Linked DNA regions of Homo sapiens: region 2 is linked to region 1. Evidence: chromatin loops called from intact Hi-C (ENCODE). Cell type or tissue: ovary. All regions are shown on one strand. Links, peaks and the distances in the headings refer to the core of each region. The heading gives the core; the rest is flanking DNA.

Region 1 (11,033 bases), core at 1,678-9,677:
TTTTTGAGGACTCCTTATGATTTTCTGTATAAAAGATCATGTCATCTGCAAAGAGAAGTAGTCTTACTTCTTGTCTAATCTGCATGCCGTTTATATCCTTTTCTTGCCTAACTGGCCTGCCTGCATTACAATGGTAAATAGAAACGGCAAGAGCAGGCCTCCTAGTCTTGTTCCTGATCTCAGGCGGAAAGCACCTGGTCTTTCACCATTAAGCACACTGTGAGGTGTGGGTTTTATTAGATGCCCTTTGTCAGGTCAAGGAAGTTGCTTTCTATTCCTAGTTTGTTGAGTGTTTTCACATGAAAGGGTGCTGGATTTTGTCCAGTGCTTTGCCTGCTTCTACTGAGATGATCATGCAGCTTTTGTCCTTTATCCATTCAAATGGTGTATTACATTAACATTACCTGTTAAGCCAGCTGTGTATTCCTGGGATAAATCCCACTTGATCATGGTAAATAATCCTTTTGTAGGTGGCTGAATTCTGGTTGCTGCTATTGAGTTTTGCATCTACACTCATAAAAGATACTGTTGTACAGTTTTCTTAAGAGGTTTTAGTCTTTTGTTATTACGATAACACCTCATAGAATGAATTAGGAAGTTTCCCCCCACTTTTATTTTTTGGAAGAGTTTGTGAGTAATTAGTATTAGCTCTTCTTTCCATGTTTGGCAGAATTTACCAGTAAAGCCATCTGGTCCTGGGATTTTCTTTGAGTGAAGTTTTTAAATTAACAATTTAATTTCTTTACTTGTTTTAGATCTATTCAGATTTCCTCCTCTCTTGAGTCAGTTTTGGTAGTTTCTGTCCTTCTATGAATTTTTCCATTTATTCAAAGTTTTCTAATTGGTTGGCATATAGTTCCCTCATAATCCATTTTATTTCAGTAAATGTGGCAGAAATGCCACCTTTCCTGGTCCTGATTTTGGTAATTTGAGTCCTCCTTTATTCTTGGTCAGTCTAGGTGCAGGATGATCAATTTTGTTGATCTTTCCAAAGAACCAACTTTTGGTTTCATTGATTTTCTCTACTGTTTTTCTATTCTTTGCCATTGGTTTTTAAGTGTGATAATGGTATAGTACATTTTGTTTCACATAAAAGAGTCCTTATATTTTGGAAACATACTGAAGTAGTCAGAGACAAAATATTAAGATGATTGCTATTTGCTTGCAAAATACATCAGCAGGAGGTGGGAAGGGATAGTATTAGAAGGGGCGTTGATAGAGTCAGATTGGCCAACTGTTGGAAACTTGGGTAATGGGTACACAGGGGTTCGTTATGCTGTTATTTTTACCTTTTTATATGTTTAAAGTCTCCATAACAAGAACTTTAAAATATTGGAAAAAATTAGAATTTTATCCTAAAAATAACACTTCCACATGGGAACTTCCCAGAACAAGTCAGCACATCTGAAATCTCTTACAAATGCATTTTGCTTTGCCCAAAAGCTCCCATTTGTGATAAAGGGAAGATACTACAGAAGGACAGCAGCTGATGGGACATTGGCCAAACTGCCCTCAGCTCCCTCAGGAAGGCCCGTGACAAGGGTCTCGTTGGTGTCCTGCACAGAGCAGGTAACATTCCTGCAGGAAAAAGAACTTTGGGGCTGTTTGCAGAAGCTGATAAAATATCCCCAGATATCAGCCATCTCTCCCTCTGCGACCAGCCAACATGGAGAGGAGAGAGGACGAGAAGCTGTTTCTCTGGACCACCTGCCTCAGGGCACGTCGGGGACACCTGGGCACCAGTAGATCTCAGTGAACTGCTCGGAGAGGATTTGAACGGGGAGAATGAAACACAGGCTTCAGCCCCAAACTCATACACACGAGGAGCAGAAGCAATGCCTCTCGCCTAGATGAGCTCTCATATTCCTAAAAGCTGTGTGTGAGGAAGAGCTGCTCCTCCCCAAAACCCCCTGCACGCCTGCTTCCTATCCTCAGGCCTGGCCGCCCCTGGGTGAGAAAAGCTCTTCTTAGAGGACAGAAGGTGTTCCAGGGCGGAAGGTGTGTGCGAAGTTCTCCCCAGTCTCAAGACGGCTGGTCCGGGCAGCTTTAAGCTACTTCACGGCACGACTGTACAAGCTTGGAAACTGAAATTCATGCTCAGGGCAGGAACACGGCTTTTTAAAACATTTTAAAATATCAACCATAGTTTTAAGAACATCATATGGTGTTTGACCTTCCTGAAGGCACTGGTTTTCAAACTTCATTTTGTTTCTTTGTTTTTGTCATCAAGTATCAGAACCCTTCTTTCCATATGAATCACACCCAGGAGCCCGAGGTATGAAAAGACAGAAAAAGGACTCTGGCCCCCCTCCCGCACGAGGCCAGGTGCTGCCCCAGGTGCCGGGACCCAGTGATGATCCAGGCCCGAGGGGCTCGCACCCTTCTGTGAGGGTGACAGAGACCAACCAGATGGACTGGTGAGGATTTCACACGGGGCGACATGGAGCCACTGGACTGTGTTGTGCAAGGGCTGATGTGCTCTGGCGTCTGTATCAATACAGTCTCTGCAAGTGCGGTGTGAAGAAGAGATTCTGGGGAGCAAGAGTGGATCGTTCTAGGAGGCTGATGAGCAGTGGCTCGGAGGAGAGCTGACGGTGGTGACGGGGACCAGGGTGGTAGAGGCGGAGGAGGTGAGAGGGTTTCCATTCCACATCCCCTCACAGAACAGAGCAGAACTGACAGAACATGGCCAAGGATGGGGTGCGGGGCTGAAGGGAGGGGGTGTTGGGCTGGCTCCTCGGGTCTGGCCTGTCCACAGGGTGGACAGCAGCTTCCTGACTGAGATGGGGGATGCTGGGGGATCGGCTTGTGCAGGGGTAAAATCAAGAGATCTCCTCCAGTCGTGTTAAGTCTGAAGGACACTCAGACATCTCCGTGGGAAGGTTGAGTGGTGGTGAGACCTCAGATTGCGGAGCTCAGGGGTGGGTCACTCTGGGGACAGCATGGTGACTCGACATCAACGCACCTGGAGCCGCTGAAAGGCCCGAGCGCGCTCTCCTGCAGTGAGCGGGCAGACAAGGAGAGAGGAGGCCGCAGGGCAGCCTGGGGGCACCCCCACATCTGGGGTCTGACACTCGGCACAGACGTGACTAACATGTTAGCCCGGGTAGGGGAGCCTTTCCCAGAGGGAGGGAAGAGAGCTGACCCCCAGAGGGAGGGAAGCATTGGGTCAGACGCGGGCGACGGGCCCAGCAGGGTGAGGCCAGAGAGCTGACCACCCTATGTGTCCGGGTGACGTTGCTGGGATCTGATGGGCTGTTCCCGTGAGGTGGCGGTGGCCTGCAGACAGGAGGGGTGTCATGCCAGTGGACATGGGGAGCGGGGCGGCTGGGAGCAGGCATGAGGGCCAGAGGGACTTTCTTCCAAGACAGCCACCAATACTACATGAGTGTGCCAGGAATGGTATTTGGGGCGGGGGGTGTGTCTGCGGGAGTCAAGCCCTGGGCCATGAGAGGGAGGGGACCGGTACCGCGGGAGGGCTGGCCTTAGCCAGGTGGGAAAGTGGCCAGTGGTGACTGGCTGCGGGTGGAGGCAGCTAGGGCAGGGCTCATTCATGGCAGCCAACGTGGTCAGCAATCCTGCCTGCAGGGCCTACGCTGGCTGAGCTGGGCAGGGGTACAGAAGAGAAGGAATGGCGTGCTGGGCAGACCTCTCGGCCACCTGAGACGTGCAGCCACCAACTTAAGTGATGGCAGGCAGCTGACACGTGCGTTTTTCCCCGTCACACTGAGGCCCCTGGGGAAACCAGGAGGTCTCCACTCCTGAGGAGGCCTGGCCAGGGCCCAGCCTTTGGTTCCCCTTAGCATGAAGTCCTTCATCTGGACAGCATTGAACCTCTTGTCTGGGTTTTGCTGATAAGGTTATTATCAGCGAAACCCAAAACAGAATATTCTCTATTCCTAGAACTGCCAATGTTTTGAGGGTGGGACTTCTGTCTACCCTGTGTGTTTCTGTCTGACACCGCACAGGCAGGAGCAGGCTGGGGAAGTGGTCAGAACCGCACACTGTTCTAGAAAAGGACAAGAAAACAGGGTCCTTACCGTCACCAGGGTGGAGGAGCACCTGACGTCGTTCGGATCTGAAAGAGCAAACATGAGTGAGGCTGAGCAGGTCCACCACCATGGCAATGCCAAGTAAGCTACGTAACCCGAGGACAGGGCAACACGGGAGCACCGGGTGTGAAACTGGACTGTATGCAGGATTCACATTAAATGAGTGGATTTGAGCTGCTCTTGCCACAAAAACAAAAGCGGGCAGCTGTGAGTTGCGATGGCTATGTTAACTTGCTTCGCTTTACTAGTAACCTTTTTACTATCTCTATGTATCTGTAACACCATGTTGCATACCTTAAATATACACAATAAAATTTAATAAAACACAAGATGCCATCTTATACCTTTACTAAATTGGCATTCGTTTCAGAAAAAAGCCATCGCCATAGCATGCCAGGTGAGGGCAAGGGCACAGCTTGGCTGTCCCACCAGTGACTCCCGCACACGCCCCGGCCTGTCCCCAGTCACTCGGCCTGGCAGCCCACTTGTGTGCAAGGGGGGTATGGCAGATCACCGCCAGCCAGTGCCAACACTGTGAACGTGAACGCTACTTTAAATATGGAAAATACTTCCCAGCGTGGCCAATAATCACAAGCAGAGCATGCGGACGCTGTGTGGACAAGCCCACGACTCTCATTCAGAGGACAAGCCCCAGAAGAAAAGCAAAACCAGGAAAAGCACATCAGGGGAGCGAGGCTGGAAGAATGTCTGTAATGAGGTATTTCATGTTATGAAATTCATTAGAAATAAAAATGAGTGGAGATAAAACATCTATCTTGATATGGAACAAACATCTTTGTGTAAATGCAAGGAAGGGAGGAAACTTGAAAAGGAACAGAACCAGAAGTGAGGCTTCAGCGTGTCCTTTACAGACACCAGCAACCTGCCCCGAGCAATGCGGGAACCCAGAGTCAGACCCCAGGCCTCTAGGTGCTGCGGGAAACCAGCCCTACTGCTTCTCGCTCCACCTCTGCAGCCCCCTCTGACTACCAAGCACCTTGGTCTCTTTATCACCTTGGATGAAACTGGTTACTGCCTTGCAACCCAAACTGAGCTACAGGGCTGCAGGCTCCCCACAGCCAAGTCCATTCCCATACAACACAGGGTGACATCATAGAGGGACATGCAGCTGCCGAGCACACTCCTGCTGGCCTCGAGGCCAGCATCAAACCTCTTGTCTGGGTTTTGTTGATAAGGTTATTATCAACATGCCGTAGGGCCAGGTGGGTCTGCACCCAGAGGTCCGTGGCTGGCTGTGGGGTGCGTCGCCCTCCTGTCCTGGGCACAGCCCATAGGGCGAGGCCACTGACCAAGGACACATGGTCGGCATGTTGGGCAGTCCCAATGGTCCACCTGTGATGTATGGTCACCAATTTAAAGGACATCAGCCAACTCACCCCATCGGTATCCACTCACAGTGTGATGCCCCCAGGGGTAAGCCAGGGGCTTCCCCTGATATGGCTCTTCCTGGACTTTCACCTTCAGGGACTTGGGCACACACGTCCCTTGGCTGGGACACATTTGAGAACAGCTTCAGAAAGGAGACTCAGAGAGGCCTGAGAAAGGAGCAGGGGACGCCCTGTCCTTTGGGGCTCACCCTGGGCAGGAGACAAGAGTGAAGGAGCAGCAGAGAAAGCCACATCCTCTGTTGACCGCAAGAATGGCACATCTGATGCCTTTAGTACCTGCCCAGGATCAGTGATTCGGGACAAGGAGGGGCAGAAACAAACCAAGGGGCACTTGATGTTTCCTCCCTATCTGCAAAGAGCTCCTGTTCTCAGACTCAGCATCCAGCCACTGTTGTCACAGCTGGGTCTCATCATTCAGACACAGTGCACCTCCCAGGCACAAGGGGAAAGAGTGTCAGAAAGATTCCCTGGGCAGGAGGTTCTGGTAGTTTGGTTTTGTTTGGCTAGAGATGAAGCATGCAGCCTTCCTGTAGGTGAGTGGGCCTGTGGCCAGAGGACCCAGGGACAGGGGGCATCTGGCTCATTGCTATCTGCCCAAATTGGATCAGGGAGGCTTATTCACAAGAGCTGAGCTCTCTCTGCTTACAGAGACAAACATCAACATAGGGCCGTGAATGCCTGGAGCGGGTGCTGAGGTCCCGGCCATTGAGCAAGCTCCTTTCCCTTCCACATGTCCTTTTCTCCCCAGAGCCAGCCCCTTTCCAGTTAAGGAAGAGAACAGAAGACCCCATGGACTCTACCCTCAGGCAGGAGACACCCAGGGGCCCCTGTGCGCTAACAAAGAGAGGCACATTGTTCTCCGGGTGGCTGGTGTCTCAAACACTTGGAGCGCAGGGGCACAGAACTCCAGGTTCTAGGAACCAGAGCGGAAGAAAACAGGTGGTGGAAATGGCCTTTCTCAGAACTGCAGTGACACACCAGCCAGAGCTGAAAGCCACATGCTGGCCCACTGGGAGGGATCCAGACCCCCACCCATCCCAGGAGGCCCCTGCTCAGGCTGTTTGGGGTGTGGCCGAAGGCTTACTCAGCCTCTGCAGAAGCGGGGAAAGGGGAGCGGAGTGCAGCCCGGGGCCCCCACTTTTTGCTCACACCAATGGGTGTGTCTGGACATTCCTCATCTGAATGTTTATTTCCATTTTCACCAACACAGAAGCATGGGGTGAGAGTCTCCAAACTCACAGTGTGGCCAGATGATGGTTACCTTAAAAATTAAAAGGTTAGCTTTTGCAAGACAAAAAAAGTGAGCGACTAAATGGAATATGGATGAACTTTTGCATGCAGAGCTGAAGTGATCAGCAATGCCCAGTGTGGCTGGAGGGAGCTGGCTCTGAGTGTCCCTACCTGGCAGGCAGCATGAGGGAGCTGTCTCCTGCCATATGGTTTAAACTCAGTCAAAGAACTAAGAGTTGAGTACAGCTTATCAGAATGGCTTGCGGGATTCGAGCCCCTGTCGTGTGACCGCCAGGGCCACCCGGGCATCTCTATTCTTGCTGTAACTGTCCTGAATCTTCTCAGCACCAGAGCCTGCTGGATCTCTACTTCAGAAATGAATTTCAAATTCAATTAAATAAAGAGTTTGCTATTGAATCTGAAATGGAATAAGAGATTTGATTTTCCAAGAGATACTTTTTACCCAGTTAAGATATTAAGTCAGTCTTTTATAACACTGTCCAAGATATATCTTATCAGAAGGCAAAGAGCTGACTGGGTCCAATTCAGGCTGTGGTGGCAAGATGGGCATGAGAAGGAACAGCCTGTGGGAAGATGGAAGACTCCCATGCATGAACTCCTGATGCCGGGGCAAGGGAGGACAGGAGGACGGGAGGAAGGAATGGGGACATGGGTCACTCCAGAATCAGGGGAGAGTAGGAAATCCAGCAAAACCAGGAGAGAACCGGCTCCCCGGGGAAGTCTCCCTGGTAAGAAGAGCGCTGAGGCAGCCACGGGCAAACAGGGCGCTAGGCCACGCAGCTCTCACACTCGCCCCCAAGGCCCACCCAGGCAGGGAAATCCGAGGCCTCCCTTGGTGGGTGGTCTCCAAGGCCACGTGCACTTACGTTCAATGAGGAAGAGAAAGCACACTATCCCCATGGCTGCCACGATGGCTCCAGGCACGACGAAGGACAGGCCCCAGCATGTGGACACCCAGTAGCCAGCGATCAATGACCCCAAGATGTTGCCCACGGAGGTGTGGGAGTTCCAGACCCCCATAATCAAACCTCTCCTGCAGCACAACAAAACAGAAGACAGAAGATGGAGCTGAGAAGCTGAAACGAGTCCAGCAGTGCAGGGCGCAGCAGTGCCTGCAAAGTAGGGAGTCGGCGCAGAATCAACGGGGGGCCATGCAGACCCTGCTTCTGTGCCATGCAGGACTCGCGATGCTCACGAGAGCTGATGTGTTTATGTGGCCTCAGGCTGTGCCATCACCCATTCTACCTCTTGCTCTGAGCGCATTCTGTACTCAAGAAGAAGAAAGAGGCCTTTCCCTGAAAGTCTTGGAAGGCCTGAAATTAAAATTTGTGCCTCTACAATCAATTAATACATACAGTCACTTGATGAACTGTCATTTGAACAAAACTCATGGATGCACACACCAGGTGAATGAGGCACAGTATCTAAGACTTAAGACCTGATGACGCTGGTGTTCCCGTTTTAGCTTCCGCATCTTGTTTGCGATCGTCCACCATAAATAAGCCTTTGGCCTGGCTGAGCTGAATTTTACAAATAAATAAATTTTATCTGTATAAAATAAAAGCCATTTACAAATAAATCTGGACTCGCCAGGCTGGGTCCCAGCTCTGCTACTTTGGTGCTGTGCGCTGGGTGACCCAGGTCGGGACTTCCCAAACTCCCATGTTAACATGTAGCTTTGGCTTCAAAAGGCCTGGGGCAGGGTCCTGGACTCTGCATCTCCCACAACACCTGGGAGGCCAGATGCAGCTGTCAGAGGAGCCGCCGAGTGACACGGACTTCACCAGGCCCACAGTGGGAGGGCGGAGCTCCCCTGTCTCGTGGGACACAGGCCATCTGAATTTCAGCAATTCAAGCCCCAGAGGTTTCAGCCATCTTATTTTAAAGAGGATACTAAAGTGTTTTTGCTGTAATCAGTCTACAGAAAAACTAAAAGTAAAATGGTCTAGTTTTCATCTGCTATTGGAAACAGGGCTGCTTTTTCTCACCTTCCTTTTCCAAACCAGTTGCCGAGGCAGGTGACGACGCTGGGCCAGCCGGTGGTCTGCACCAGCCCGTTGATGACCTGCAGGAGAGGCCAAAGGAGAGACTGACCTGTGGGAAGCAGGCCCGGGACAGCGCTGCAGGGAGGTGCACAGAGCTTGCTCCACTTACACAAAGCAGGGGGCACGACAGCCAGAGATGGACTGTCAATTTTATATTTATATACAGTTTAAACTACATATATATTTTAAAACCATGTATACAGGTATCTATATATTTTTCAAAATAAAAGCAATGCATGCCTATTGTGGAAATTTTAGAATAAGCAGAGAAAAGCGAGGAAAAAAAACCCAGCCAGAACCCCACCACCAGCAGATCACACCTCATAACAGTGTGGGGCCAAGCTTCCCGGTCTCTTTTGAATCCAAAAACTTCATAGAAAGAGGCTAGGTGCAGCGGCTCATGCCTGTAATTCTAGCACTTTGGGAGACCAATGCAGGAGGGTCTCTTGAGTTCAGGAATTTGAGACCAGCCTGGGCAATATAGAGAGACCCCCTTGTCTACAAAAAATTAAAAATTAGCCAGGTGTGGTGGTGCACACCTGTGGTCCAAGCTACTCAAGAAGCTGAGATGGGAGGATTGCTTGAGCCTGGGAGGTCAAGGCTGTAGTGAGCTGTGATTGCATCACTGCACTCCAGCCTGGGCAACACAGTAAGACCCCATCTCAAAAAATAAACAAATACAAACTTTTTAAAGAGAGAAAACCTTTCTTCTCTTTATGAACTGTTTATAGAATTGTATGATAAACATGGCTTGTGAATTGCATGTTTCCCTTACCATGCCATGGAGAAGGTACTGTTGTTAATCATTCTCTGGAATGAACACGAACTTGACTTCGCGCCTGGACAAAGTATCTCTGCACTTTTGAAGAATCCCTGACTTGAGTTTCATGAAGGGACTTGGGGAATGTATTGCTGAGGACGCTCTAGCGTCTTGAGACTCGGGGGTGGCTCTACAAGACTGCACGAAACCAGGGCCAGCCTGGCAGCTCCGACTACCTCACTGCAGTAAGCCAGCTCTCTAGAGCAGGGTCCCCAACCCTGGGCCAGCCTGGCAGCTCTGACCACCTCACTGCAGTAAGCCAGCTCTCTAGAGCAGGGTCCCCAACCCCAGGCACAGACTAGTCCTGATCCGTGGCCTATTAGGAACCGGGCCACACAGCAGGAGGTGAGTAGTGGGAGAGCAAGCATTGCCGCCTGAGCTCCACCTCCTGTCAGATCAGCGGGGCGTTAGATTCTCATAGGAGCGCGAACCCTACTGTGAACTGCACATGTGAGGGATCCAGGTTGTGCGCTCCTTATGAGAATCGAATGCCTGATGACCTGAGGGGGAACAGTTTCATCCCCAAACCATCCTCCTCTCCCCAACCCTGGTCCCCAGTGGAAAGACTGTCTTCCACAAAACTGGTCCCTGGTGCCAAAAAGGTTGGAAACTGCTGCTCTAGAAGACGCCTGGGAGCCGCTGGTCTAACTGTTGCTGCCTCTGGGCTGACCGGGCTGGGCCTTCACTCCAGAAACATGCTGGGACTCTGGAAAATTGTTTTCTCCTCCCTTCTAATTTTCTATATTACTACACAAGTGTGAATTGCTTTTGTAATTAAAATAGCCAAACTTTTTCAAGTGTTATGGCAAAATCTTGAAAAGCAAAATTAAATACAATCTGCTTGATGGTTTTATAGCATTCCCCTGACCTATCTGGGGAGCCCCAGAAGCATCACAAAGCCCGAGATGAGCATCATTATTTCAGCAGCTTCCCTCGGCTGCTGAATATTGATCCACAGGACTGCTGGGAAGGGCAGAAGCCAGGAGATTCCGGAAGGGCTCCAGCTCCAAGGGCAAAGCCAGCGCGCGCTGTCCTCAGGCCTTCTCCCCTTCTAGCACCTTCATGATCTCTCCTGTTCTCTCCACTGACTGCCTCACACCCCCTCCTGCTGCCCAACTCCAAAGTCGGCCCTTCCTTCCGCCCTTGCATCCCTCTGTAGACTCCTCAGGTCTCCCCCTTTTTCCTCTCACTGTGACCCAACCAGCTGCAGGTTTTCCTTTGTAGGCTTGGACCCAAGTTGGTCCCTGAACACTCCTAGGCACTGATAAAGGTGTTTCAGTTGTTGACCCAAAACATGGAAAGAAACTAACCCTGGCCCTGAGCCAAATTCCTTAAACCCTCAAATAAACTCCATATGCCAACCCCTCACTGTGGACAGACCTAGGTGGAACGCCCTGTCCCGCTGTGTGTTGCGACCATACACTGCAGCCCTCAGTATGTAAGTTCCCCTAATACA
Region 2 (11,033 bases), core at 904-8,903, 60 kb before region 1:
TAATAATAAATGAAATGTGAATAGTTTTATAACTATTAAAGGCAGGATTAAACCATCTCAGATTAGGAAAAAGGCATGAAAAAAATCAATGTACACTTGTAATTTTAAAAAAGGACTCTTAGTGAACTAGACTATAATGGAAGTTCTTTAATCTGATTAAATATATGCCCCAAAACCTACAGAAACCATCATAATTAAAAGTGAAATGTTCCTTTGAGGCAATGATGGCTGCTCTTCCTGCTTCTGAGTAAGATTGTACTGGAAGTCCTAGCCAGTGTTGACAACCAACCCTGGGGAATTCCTTTCTAAGGAATCCCCTTTGAGTGACTGGCTTTGAAGAAGTTGGTCTTGCCCTCATACAAGTGCAGCTTTGTGGTTGGGTGTGGTCACATGGCTGCTGTGGCCAATGAGCTGTGCAGCTTTGTGGTTGGGTGCGGTCACATGGCTGCTGTGGCCAATGAGCTGTGAGCACAGGTAATGTGCATCAGAGGTCTCATTCCCTGAGGCGTGGTCTCTTTCAACCTTTAAGGTGGTGGCTGTTTCATTAGGGTGGATCCCAGAGTGAGAGAAAAGCCCCCAAAACTACCGCAGTGCACATGGAGTATGAATGAGAAATAACATAAATCTTTCTTATACACCAGAGATTATGGCACTGAGACAGAGGGTTGTGGAGGCCACAGCAGCTCCAGCCTGGATGCTAATCTGCCATGTTGGTTGATACGGTTTGGCTCTGTGTCTCACCCAAATCTGATCTCGAATTGCAATCCCCACGTGTTGAGGGAGGGACCTGGTGGGAGGTGATTGGATCATGGGGGCAATTTCCCCCATGCTGTTCTTATGATAGTGAGTGAGTTTTCATAAGATCTGATAGTTGATAAGTAGCAGTTCGCTCTTCATTCTCTCTCCTGCTGCCATGTAAGTTGTGCCTTGCTTCCCCTTCACCTTCCACTATGATTGTAAGTTTCCTGAGGCCTCCGCAGCCATGTGGAACTGTGAGTCAATGAAACCTCCTTTGTTTATAAATTACCCAGCATCAGGTAGTATCTTTATAGCAGTGTGAGAAAGGACTAATATATTGGTGTTGATGAAGAGTCAAACTCTAAAATGTTTGAAGAGATTTATTCTGAACCAAATATGAGTTACCATGGCCTGTGACACAGCCCTAGAAGGTTCTGAGAACATGCGTTCAAGGTGGTCTGGGTGCAAGGTGGTCATGGGAGACATGAAACATTATTCAAATAAATGGAAGATGTACATTGGTTTGGTGTGGAAAGGTGGAACAACTGGAAGGTGGGGGCTTCCAGGTCATAGGTAGATTCAAAGATTTTCTGATTGGCAGTCGGTTGAAAGAGTTAAGTTACTGTTGAAAGACTTAGGAATGTCTGGGTGAAGATAAGGGGTTGTGGAGACCATAGGTGAAGCCTCCAGGTAGCAGCCTTCAGAGACAATAGATTGTAAATGTTTCTTATTAGACTTAAAAATTCTGTTCTATAAACCAAAAATAAAATTTGAAGGCCACCCAACCATCTGAATGGACTTCCTTCTAGGCCATGGCATTCTAAATTTAACCTGAAAGACTGGTTTAGGCCATTACAGGAAGTGGGGGTCAGACGTGCCTCATTGTACCCGCCAGCATGGATATCAACACAGACCTTAAGTCTGATAAGAAACATTTAAGTCTATTCTCTCTGAAGCCTGCTACCTAGAGGCTTCATCTGCACGATAAAAAAACTTTGTTCTTCACAACCCCTTATCATAACCCAGACATTCCTTTCTATTGCTAACTCTTTCAACCAACTGCCAATCAGAAAATGTTTAATCTACCTATAACCACCCAACCCCTGAGCTTCAAGTTGTTCCACCTTTCTGGACTGAACCAATGTGTTTCTTTTATTTTTTTCTTTCTTTTTTTTTTTTTTTTGAGACGGAGTCTCACTCTGTCACCCAGGCTGGAGTACAATGGCGGAATCTCGGCTCACTGCAACCTCCGCCTCCTGGGTTCAAGTGATTCTCCTGCCTCAGCCTCCCGAGTAGCTGGGATTACAGGTGCCTGCCATTACGCCCGGCTAATTTTTTTTTTTCTTTGTATTTTTAGTAGAGATGGGGTTTCAGCATGTTAGTCAGGCTGGTTTCAAACTCCTGACCTCAGATGATCCCCCTACCTCGGCCTCCCAAAATGCTGGGATTACAGGTGTGAGCCACCACACCCAGCCCCAACATATTTCTTAAATATATTTGATTGATGTCTCATGTCTCCCTAAAATGTATAAAACCAAGCTGCACCCTGACTACCTTGGGCACGTGTTCTCAGGATTTCCCAAGGGCTGCGTCACGGACCACTGGTCACTCATATTTGGCTCAGAATAAATCTCTTCAAATATTTTACAGAGTTTGACTCCTTTTGTTCACCAGTTCTATTAGTAATGCCAAAAGGGAGGAGGGGATAATAAGGTATGTCTGGCTCCTGATTCCCATCACAGCCTGAACTAGCTTTTCAGGTTAACTTTGGAATGCCCTTGGCCAAGAGGAGGCATTCATTCAGATGGCTGGGGGACTTAGAATTTTATTTTTGGTTTACATTGGCTTATGATTAACATTCTGAGGAGGCCTCTAAGATTTCCAGTTTATCTACCACTCCCTGTGTAAGAGCAGCTACTTACTGTAGGTCCTGCCCTTAGGTCAAACAACCTTGACATTATCATCCTTCAATCATCCTGCACATTCCTTCTGAACCACTCCTCCCTGTGCTATATAAGCTCTGGGTCTGGGGCTGAGGGGTAGGGATCCACCATCTCATCTCGTTGCCACCTGAGACACAGCCATGGCTTCTCTTTGTAAGTCCGTATGAAACATTTCTAAGAAACTCAATGTGTCAGCTTCTCAGCTTCTTTGGACTTTGGGGCTGGTTTGCCTAGACCTGCCCACTGTAAAACGTGGACTGAGAGACCAAGAAATGTGCAAAGGGAATGAAGCATCTGTGGGAGAAATCCCAGGCAGCAGCCACTTCCACGTGGAGCAGCATGGTTCGCCTTTTAGGTGCATGTGTGTGAATGCAGTGATGTCCCTAAACTGCTGGCATGCTTAAAGCAATCATTAGCTGAGAGCCATCCATCACATAGCGGTAAGGAAGGGTGGTGAGCAGCTACTGCTGTGGATGGCTGCTTCTAGGGGCTGCCTGTTTGGTGATGGAGCCCAGCCAGCAGCAGAGGCAAAGTAAAATGGCTTTGGTAGGAATTACAACTGGGAAAAGGTTTTTAAAAGAGCTTGGCAGTCAAAAGGTAACTTGGTTCAATCTGCCATGTGGGTTGTATATGTGTTCACGCCTATTGCTTATTGCTATTTTTTTTTTTTTTTTAGACGGAGTCTTGCTCCATCACCCGGGCTAGAGGCTAGAGTACAGTGGTGAGATCTTGGCTCACTGCACCTCCGTCTCCCAAGTTCAAGCAATTCTCCTGCCTCAGCCTCCAGAGTAGCTGGGACTACAGGCGTCCGCCACCATGCCCGGCTAATTTTTGTATTTTTAGTAGAGTTGGGTTTCACCATGTTGGTCAGGCTGGTCTCGAACCCCTGACCTCAGGTGATTCACCCACTTCAGCCTCCCAAAGTGCTGGGATTACAGGCTTGCACCACTGCGCCCGGCTTGCTTATTGCTTTACGGCCTCTGCTCTCTGTAAAACTTCTCAGTCGAGAACCCTGTCTGTTTCTCTGTTTGCTTCTGTCTGTCCCTCTTTCCTCTTGCAACCTTCAATGACACATGAGGACCTAAACAAGGAAATTTCTGACAGCCTAGGATCCTTGGGGAACAGGGAAAAGGCACCAGTCTCCTCTCTTTGGGAGGAACCTGTTTTTCCTCGTGGCATCCTAGGTTGTAAGCAGACAGGTTCCCCTCAGGTCTAGGGCTCTGCTCTCTTGTACTGTGTTACTGGGCTCGCTGGCTGTTTGTAGGGCACTAGAGACTGCTTGGCACTGTGAGAGGACTTGACCTTGATGTGTGTGATGGCTGGTGGTTGATGGCGGGTGAAAGCCATAGTGTTGGAGGTGGCTCAGGACAGTCGTGCAATGGAAACGATCATTGATACGGGGGTACTTGGGTGTTTGCACGTTTGAATAAGAAAGTCGTGGTTTAGGTCCTAAAACCTGCATGCTTTCTTGGTCCTGGTCCTTAAAGGGCTCTACCTTAAAGCCAGTAATCTAATTAAGAAACAAGCTAAATTGAAAAGACCGCCTATCCAACGAATCAGCCTTCAACACGCTTTGTAAAGGAAATGTACATCTTTAGAGGGAATCTCCATTTGTAAGGGCGTGTCTGTCTCCGTACTGAAACCACTAGAAACTTTCTCTATGGAGAAGACAATGGCTTAAAGTCTACATAACAGACCTTGCTTTTGCTTAGATTGAAGTTCTGTTCCTTTCTACCTGTTTCCCCAGAGTCCTGTCTTGGGAGATGCAGATTTAGAATTTTCTCCCTAACATTTGTTTAGGGCATGAAACAGGAAATCAAGAGATTAATAGTCTAAAGTGAGGGAGAATCTTTAAAAAATGGCAAAAGAAAAATCTTATTAAATGTATAAGATCTGCTGCTGTGTCTGCTACGTCTACATATGTGTCATGCGTATGTGACACTTCGCTACTGTAGAAAGTAAAAAGTTTCCTCTTCAAAGTTTCCCTTCCTGTTAAAGAATAAATCATAAGTGTTAGAAATAATAGTTTCTTTTAAAGACTGACTTTCTTCAAGCCTCCTTGCTTTGTGCTAATAACTCTTTGTTAAGCCCTATCCTATGTAGCTGTTGGACATGCTCACAGGCACGTTCCAGCTCACAGCCTATGCCCCTTCCTTATTTGGAAATGTTATTGCTTCTTTAAATCTTTCATAAGCAACTTCCTCCTTTCCTTTGTTCTCCCTTTGCCTTTACCTATTTAAGAAAGTTTTAGGTTGTTAGCAAGTCGAGTGTCAGTTTAGACTGTGAGGTTCGGCTCCAGCCAATGGATGCAGGACACAGCAGTAAGGATGACCCAAATACGTAAGGGATAAATACATCTGCTTTTCCTTTGTTTGGTGTACTCTTGTGGCAAGACTGCTGGTGAGTGTACCCTTTCTGCAGAAAGTGAAAATTGCCTTGCTGAGAGAATTAAATTTATGTTCAAGTGATATTTCTTTTTTTTTTTTTTTTTTGAGATGGAGTCTCGCTGTGTCGCCCAGGCTGGAGTGCAGTGGCGCGATCTTGGCTGACTGCAAACTCCGCTTCCCGGGTTCACACCATTCTCCTGCCTCAGCCTCCTGAGTAGCTGGGACTACAGGCGCCCACCACCATGCCCAGCTAATTTTGTATATTTTTAGTAGAGATGGGGTTTCACCGTGTTAGCCAGGATGGTCTCAATCTCCTGACCTCATGATCCGCCCCCCTCGGCCTCCCAAAGTGCTGGGATTATAGGCATGAGCCACCACGCCCAGCCCTCAAGTGCTATTTCTTTATGGCACCAGGGAACAAGCATTTTGCATTCCCAGCACTACCAAAATATATGAAGGAGAACATTTACATGCTTAAATCAAATATTTTATCAGAAAAATAGATGGTAGCTCGAATGCCTTTTAGCACATGTGATTTTGGTAATCTATGGTAAATAAAACCAGTTTCAAAATTCTCTTCAGGAATTTAAGATCTTAAAGTCATGTTATGTTAAATTAATCCTAGGGTTTTCAGCAGAAATTGGGATTACTCAGAGTGTGTTTGGTAAAGGTTATAAAAACGTGGTTTTTGCTGAAAGGAAAAGCAATTTTATGTAGAATAGAGGATATTTAAAGATTGTTTCAAAATGAAAGGAAGAGAATGCTGGGTTGGGCCTTGGGGCTGGACCAAGCTCAGATCTGGGTCTGTCTGAGCTCAGATGTGAGTCTGTCTGAGCTCAGATCACCAGCCTCAAAGCTACCCACAAACGGGAAAATTATGCCAGGAACAAAAGAAATTACCTTTGAGACCTGTAGTTACCAAGAAGATAGTCAATGTTCGGGAAGGGAAAAAGCAAGCGACTATTGAAACTAGAGGGGCGTGTGAAGGAATTGTTCCATTTTGTAGATCTGGATCATCAGCTCCCTGAAGAACCTTTATGAAAATGGATTGTGAGAGTGACTAATTTGGGAGCAGTGTCTCTGGTTTAAAATGCTGCAGAGGGAAAGAGCATGTTTGGGTTGATGCAGGACCCACACTCACCACTGAACAATGCAGCTGGGTATACACAATCCAGACACACAGGAGAGTATTCCTGAGGGAGCAGCCAGCCTGGGGAACCGGATAAAAGGCACTGGAAGGTCTGTTTACCCTGAGAAGGGACGGTCTGACTCCAATATAAATGCCAAGTGCAGCACCTCAGATGAAGCAGCTGGTTTCTTCTCATGGGTCTTACAGATGCTGATAAAAACATGAGGTTAGTTAAGAGCAGGGGAAAGGCAAAAGGAAGAGTCAGAATCCATCAAAGGGAAGTGGACATTTTTAAATGGTTATTTAAAAATAAGGTAAATAGGCCAGGTACCGTGGTGGCTCACGCCTGTAATCCTAGCACTTTGGGAGGCCGAGGCAGGTGGATCACCTGAGGTCAGGAATTCAAGACCAGCCTGGCCAACATGGAGAAACCCCATCTCTACTAAAAATAAACACACACACAAAAATTAGCCGGGCGTGGTGGCAGGTGCCTATAATCCCAGCTACTCAGGAGGCTGAGGAAGGAGAATCACTTGAACCCGGGGGGACGGAGGTTGTAGTGAGCTGAGATCACGCCACTTCACTCCAGCCTGGGTGAAAGAGCGAAACTCCGTCTCAAAAAAATAAAAAATAAAAAATAAAATAAAAATAAGGTAAATAAATTTTTAAAAATTGATAGATGAGGCTAAGAGGAAAGACGAGAGAGTCTTGGGGCTTATCCCAGGGTGGCAATCTTTAGATAATTACTAAGAAATGGAATGAATGGAGGACTTATTTTTTCTTATTTTTTATCTTGCCCAAATTCCTACTTAAGGGGTCTGGGGAATCATGCCCTACAAACCATAAATTCTTATCAGGTGGGTTTTATTTAACCCTATATATTGTGACTTACTTTCAATCTGACTCTGGCATAACATTATGAGACAAGGAAAAAAATATTTAACCCCAAAATATATTTCCTTGCCATACCTTGAAATTGCCCTGCAAAGTCTCTTGTGGGAAAAATCCGCATTCTATAGAGAATGCCCTTCCCACTTTGTTTTCCTTCCCTTTTTTTCCAGATCCCGGAGATAATCAACTAAGAGCCAGGCACCCTTTTAGGTCTGAAAAGAAACATTTTACAACCTGCTCTCTCTCTCTCTGAAGTCTGCTATCTGAGCGATTCCTCTGCACAATAAAACTTGGTCTCCACAATCCTTTACCTTAACCTAAACATTCCTTTCCATTGATCCCAGGTCTTCAGATAAACTCAACCAATTGTCAACCAGAAAATGTTTAAATTTACCTATAGCCTGGAAGGCCCCGCTTTGAGTTGTCCCGCCTCTCTGAACCAAACCAATGTATTTCTTAAATGTATTTGATTGATGTCTCATGCCTCCCTAAAATATATAAAAACAAGCTGTGCCCCGACCACCTTGGGCACATGTTCTCAGGAACTCCTGAGGGCTGTGTCACAGGCCATGGTCACTCAGATTTGGCACAGAATAAATCTCTTCAAATATCTTATAGCGGCAAAAGAATAAAATGGAAATTGATGGAGTTAAAATAAAAGTTTTTCTTTTTTTTTTTGAGATTTAGTCTTGCTCTGTTGCCCAGGCTGGCACTGCACAATCTCAGCTGCTCACTGCAACCTCAGCCTCCCAGGTTCAAGCAAGTCGTTTGCCTCAGCTTCCCGAGTAGCTGGGACTATAGGCGTGCACCAACATGCCCTGCTAATTTTTTTGTATTTTTTAGTAGAGACAGGGTTTTGCCATGTTGGCCAGGATGGTCTCAAACTCCTGACCTTAAATGATTCACCCACCTCAGCCTTCCAAAGTGCTGGGATTACAGGTGTGAGCCACCACGCCCAGCAGAAACAAAGGTCTTAATCAATGCTGTCAAAAGTTGGGTGAACCAAAGGAAGCCTCCACTGGCCCCCACAATGTTAAAGGGCCCCAAACCAGTTTTCTGTATTTATCCCAGATTGGATAAATTAAAAAAAAAAATCAGAGGGCAAAGATTGCAATGAGAAAGCTGAGCAATAGTTACCTAGGGCAACGCTGATGCAGATAAGTCCAGATTAAAGTTTGGCAAGAGAGACCCTTGGCTCAGCCCCTGCTGGGAACCTAAATCTTTTTTACAAGAGAGGGAAGAATGGTCTGGGGGTTGAAAAAAGAAGTTCCTGGTGCTGTTACAGGTATAGTTAGACACTCATGAGCAGAGGGAGGAGAGAGCTCTTCTCCCACCCACTAGGAACGTCAGGTGATGCTTTGGCAATGATCACATTGTCTCTCTAAAAGGGATAAATTGGCAGCCGGCACCAGTGAGAGGCCATTTCCTGATGGTCTACACCTGTTGCACTAAAGTGTTCACTGAATGCAGGCGCCAGGGAGAAGCACCTTCCCAGCCATGTGCATTAAGAAACAAAATGGCAGAATGTGACCTTCCAGGGGCACACCACAGGAAAAGGGAAGAAAGCCTCAGAGGGGCATGCGTACCACTTCCTAAACACACTGTGTGTGCTCACCTCCCAAGGGTAAGGGGGGCATGTGCATGCGGGCAGCCCATCCTAAGGGAAGAACCATGGGAAAGGGGCCAGCCTGGAAAGTCCTAGGATCATGGTTAACCTAGGTCGACCACTGCACTCGACCTTCCACTTGGGTCTCTCCCAAGTGTGTTTTCTTTCTTTCCTGTTCTTTTTTTTTTGAGACGGAGTCCCACTCTGTCGCCCAGGCTGGAGTGCAGTGGTGCGATCTCGGCTCACTGCAAGCTCCGCCTCCCGGGTTCACGCCATTCTCCTGCCTCAGCCTCCCGAGTAGCTGGGACTACAGGCGCCCACCACCACGCCCGGCTAATTTTTGTATTTTTAGTAGAGACGGGGTTTCACTGTGTTAGCCAGGAAGGTCTCGATCTCCTGACCTCGTGATCCACCCGCCTCGGCCTCCCAAAGTGCTGGGATTACAGGCGTGAGCCACAACACCCGGCCTCTTTCCTGTTCTAAAGCCTTTTGAAAGAAACTTCCATTCCTCTTCTGAAAGTTGCCTTGGTGTCTTTTTTTGCCTTATGCCCCTCAGTCTAATTCTTTCTTCTGAGGAGGCAAGAATTGAGGTTGCTGCAGACCCATAAGGATTCACTGCCAATAACTCGGATACCTCCACTGGTAACATATGTGGTACCATGAGACTCAGATATTTTCCACCCCTAATAGGACCACAGCATACAAATGAAAAGTTGATAGGATTATGTAAGTTGAAATGTTTAAACAGGATTTATGCAAGCTGTTGTGACTCAGTTTTACTCTTAAGGAGCTGAAGGATAGGGGTGGTGGTCTTCAATGTATCTCTATTTAATTTACCAGGCTGGCCTCTGCAGAAATAGGAGACTCCTGGAGGAAGACAGTGGACTTCAGCAAGCTGCACCAAGGAGAATCCACAGCGGCAGCTGCCCTGCCAGGCGCGGGATCTCGGTCAAGGTGGATCAACACAGCCTCAGGTGTGTGCTCTGCCCCACTGAGATGGCAAGTGCATTCTTTTCTATTCCTACGAGGAAAGAGCATCCGAAAGAGCCTGCCTTCACATAGGATGAATAACAGTGGACCTTGGCTTTGCCTCAGTGTTATGTGCTAATAAACCATGTATTCTATGCCCTAAGGAAGCCCAGAGAGAACTGGACAAGCTGGATATCCCAAAGAGCATGGCACTGGCCCACCACATTGATTACATTGCGCTGGCCGGGTGCTAACCAAGAAGCAGCTAACACACTGGGAGTCTTGGTAAGATGCCTGAGTGCCTGCAGCTGGCAGACAAATCCTACAAAGATTCTGGGAACTGCCACTAATAACACTCTTGGTGGGGAGGTCCCATATCCCATAACCAGGAGCATACTGGGCCTCCTGTCCACAGCAAAGAGCCAATTACTGCATCTTGCATCTCCCATGACCAAGAGAGACAGACAATGCCAGTACGCCTTCTGGAGGCAGCACGTTCCACACACATGAAGACTACTCCAGCCTATGTACCATTGATAGGAGAAGCTGTCGGCCTTCCCTGAGCCTGCAGCAGGTCGAGGCTGCAGTGCTGGCAGCCCTGTGACTCAGGCCCTGCAGCTGGTCGGACCCTGTGTTATGAGAGGTATCAGACGTGGGAAAGCAATGCTGTGTGTTTATGGCAAACCACTATGCCAGAATCACAGTGCAGGCCCCTGGGATTCAGAAACAAAGCCGTGCCATCTGCGGCAGAGGATTCTGCGAAAAATTCTGAAAAGTCCCTGTTGATGTGCTCCTGGGGCCTGGGGTGATGGAATACCTGATTGTGCATGTGGAACTGCTCAGATGAGCTGGATTCTGTCTCACCCCTGGGTCATGAGGTTGGGGACTCAGAAATAACCCATCACAGGTGGGAGTGTGCGTGTGGCAGCAGCAGAAGCAGGAGCAGGAGGCCAAGCAGCGGCAGCTGCCCAGTACCCCCCCCCACCCTCCACAGCAGTCCCCACAGCCCCAGTGGAGGAACCTTCTGGTGAACTGAGGAGGGAGGGACAAGCCCGGCCTCAGTTCATGGAGGTGTCTGCTCTGCCTGTGGGGCCAGCCCAAATCGCCTGGCTGCCATACTCCAGTCTCAGCAAGCTGCCCTTTAAAGAGGGTGATATGGTTTGGCTCTGTGTCCCCACCCAAATCTCATCTTGAACTGTAATCCCCAGGTGATGAGGGTGAGACCTGATGGGAAGTGATTGGATCATGGGGGCTGTTTTCCCCATGCTGTTCTCGTGATAGTGAAGGAGTTCTCATGAGATCTGATGGTTTTATAAGTGTCTGGCAATTCCCCTGCTTGCACTTGTCTTTCTCACCCACCACCACGTAAG

The links. Hi-C counts contacts between places; a loop is a spot of excess contacts. Peaks named below come from ENCODE experiments on the same cell type or tissue, not always from the same donor. Only the 100,000 strongest peaks of a DNase experiment are listed, where the experiment ranks them.
Region 2: a loop joins it to region 1, with 17 times the contacts of the local background. A loop is called at or near these places in 5 of 110 quality-filtered maps.

What each region holds. Positions count from the first base shown.
Region 1 is chr21:42,540,148-42,551,180 of GRCh38, reverse strand. SLC37A1 (solute carrier family 37 member 1) reads right to left here. Exons shown (of 20, transcript NM_001320537.2): 7 at 8,701-8,777; 8 at 7,579-7,745; 9 at 4,041-4,078. Among named protein-coding and RNA genes, the nearest start is that of SLC37A1, 32 kb to the right of the region's middle. RefSeq lists enhancers at 4,851-5,386, 5,387-5,924, 8,128-9,058, 10,074-10,739 and a silencer at 5,677-5,900. In ovary, for the core only: no CTCF peak of the experiment used is centred there; DNase peaks (open chromatin) are centred at 1,960, 3,605, 6,520 and 7,630.
Region 2 is chr21:42,599,350-42,610,382 of GRCh38, reverse strand. LINC01671 (long intergenic non-protein coding RNA 1671) reads left to right here. Exons shown (of 2, transcript NR_131192.1): 2 at 9,535-10,979. Among named protein-coding and RNA genes, the nearest start is that of LINC01671, 10 kb to the left of the region's middle. RefSeq lists a silencer at 278-478. In ovary, for the core only: no CTCF peak of the experiment used is centred there; no DNase peak of the experiment used is centred there.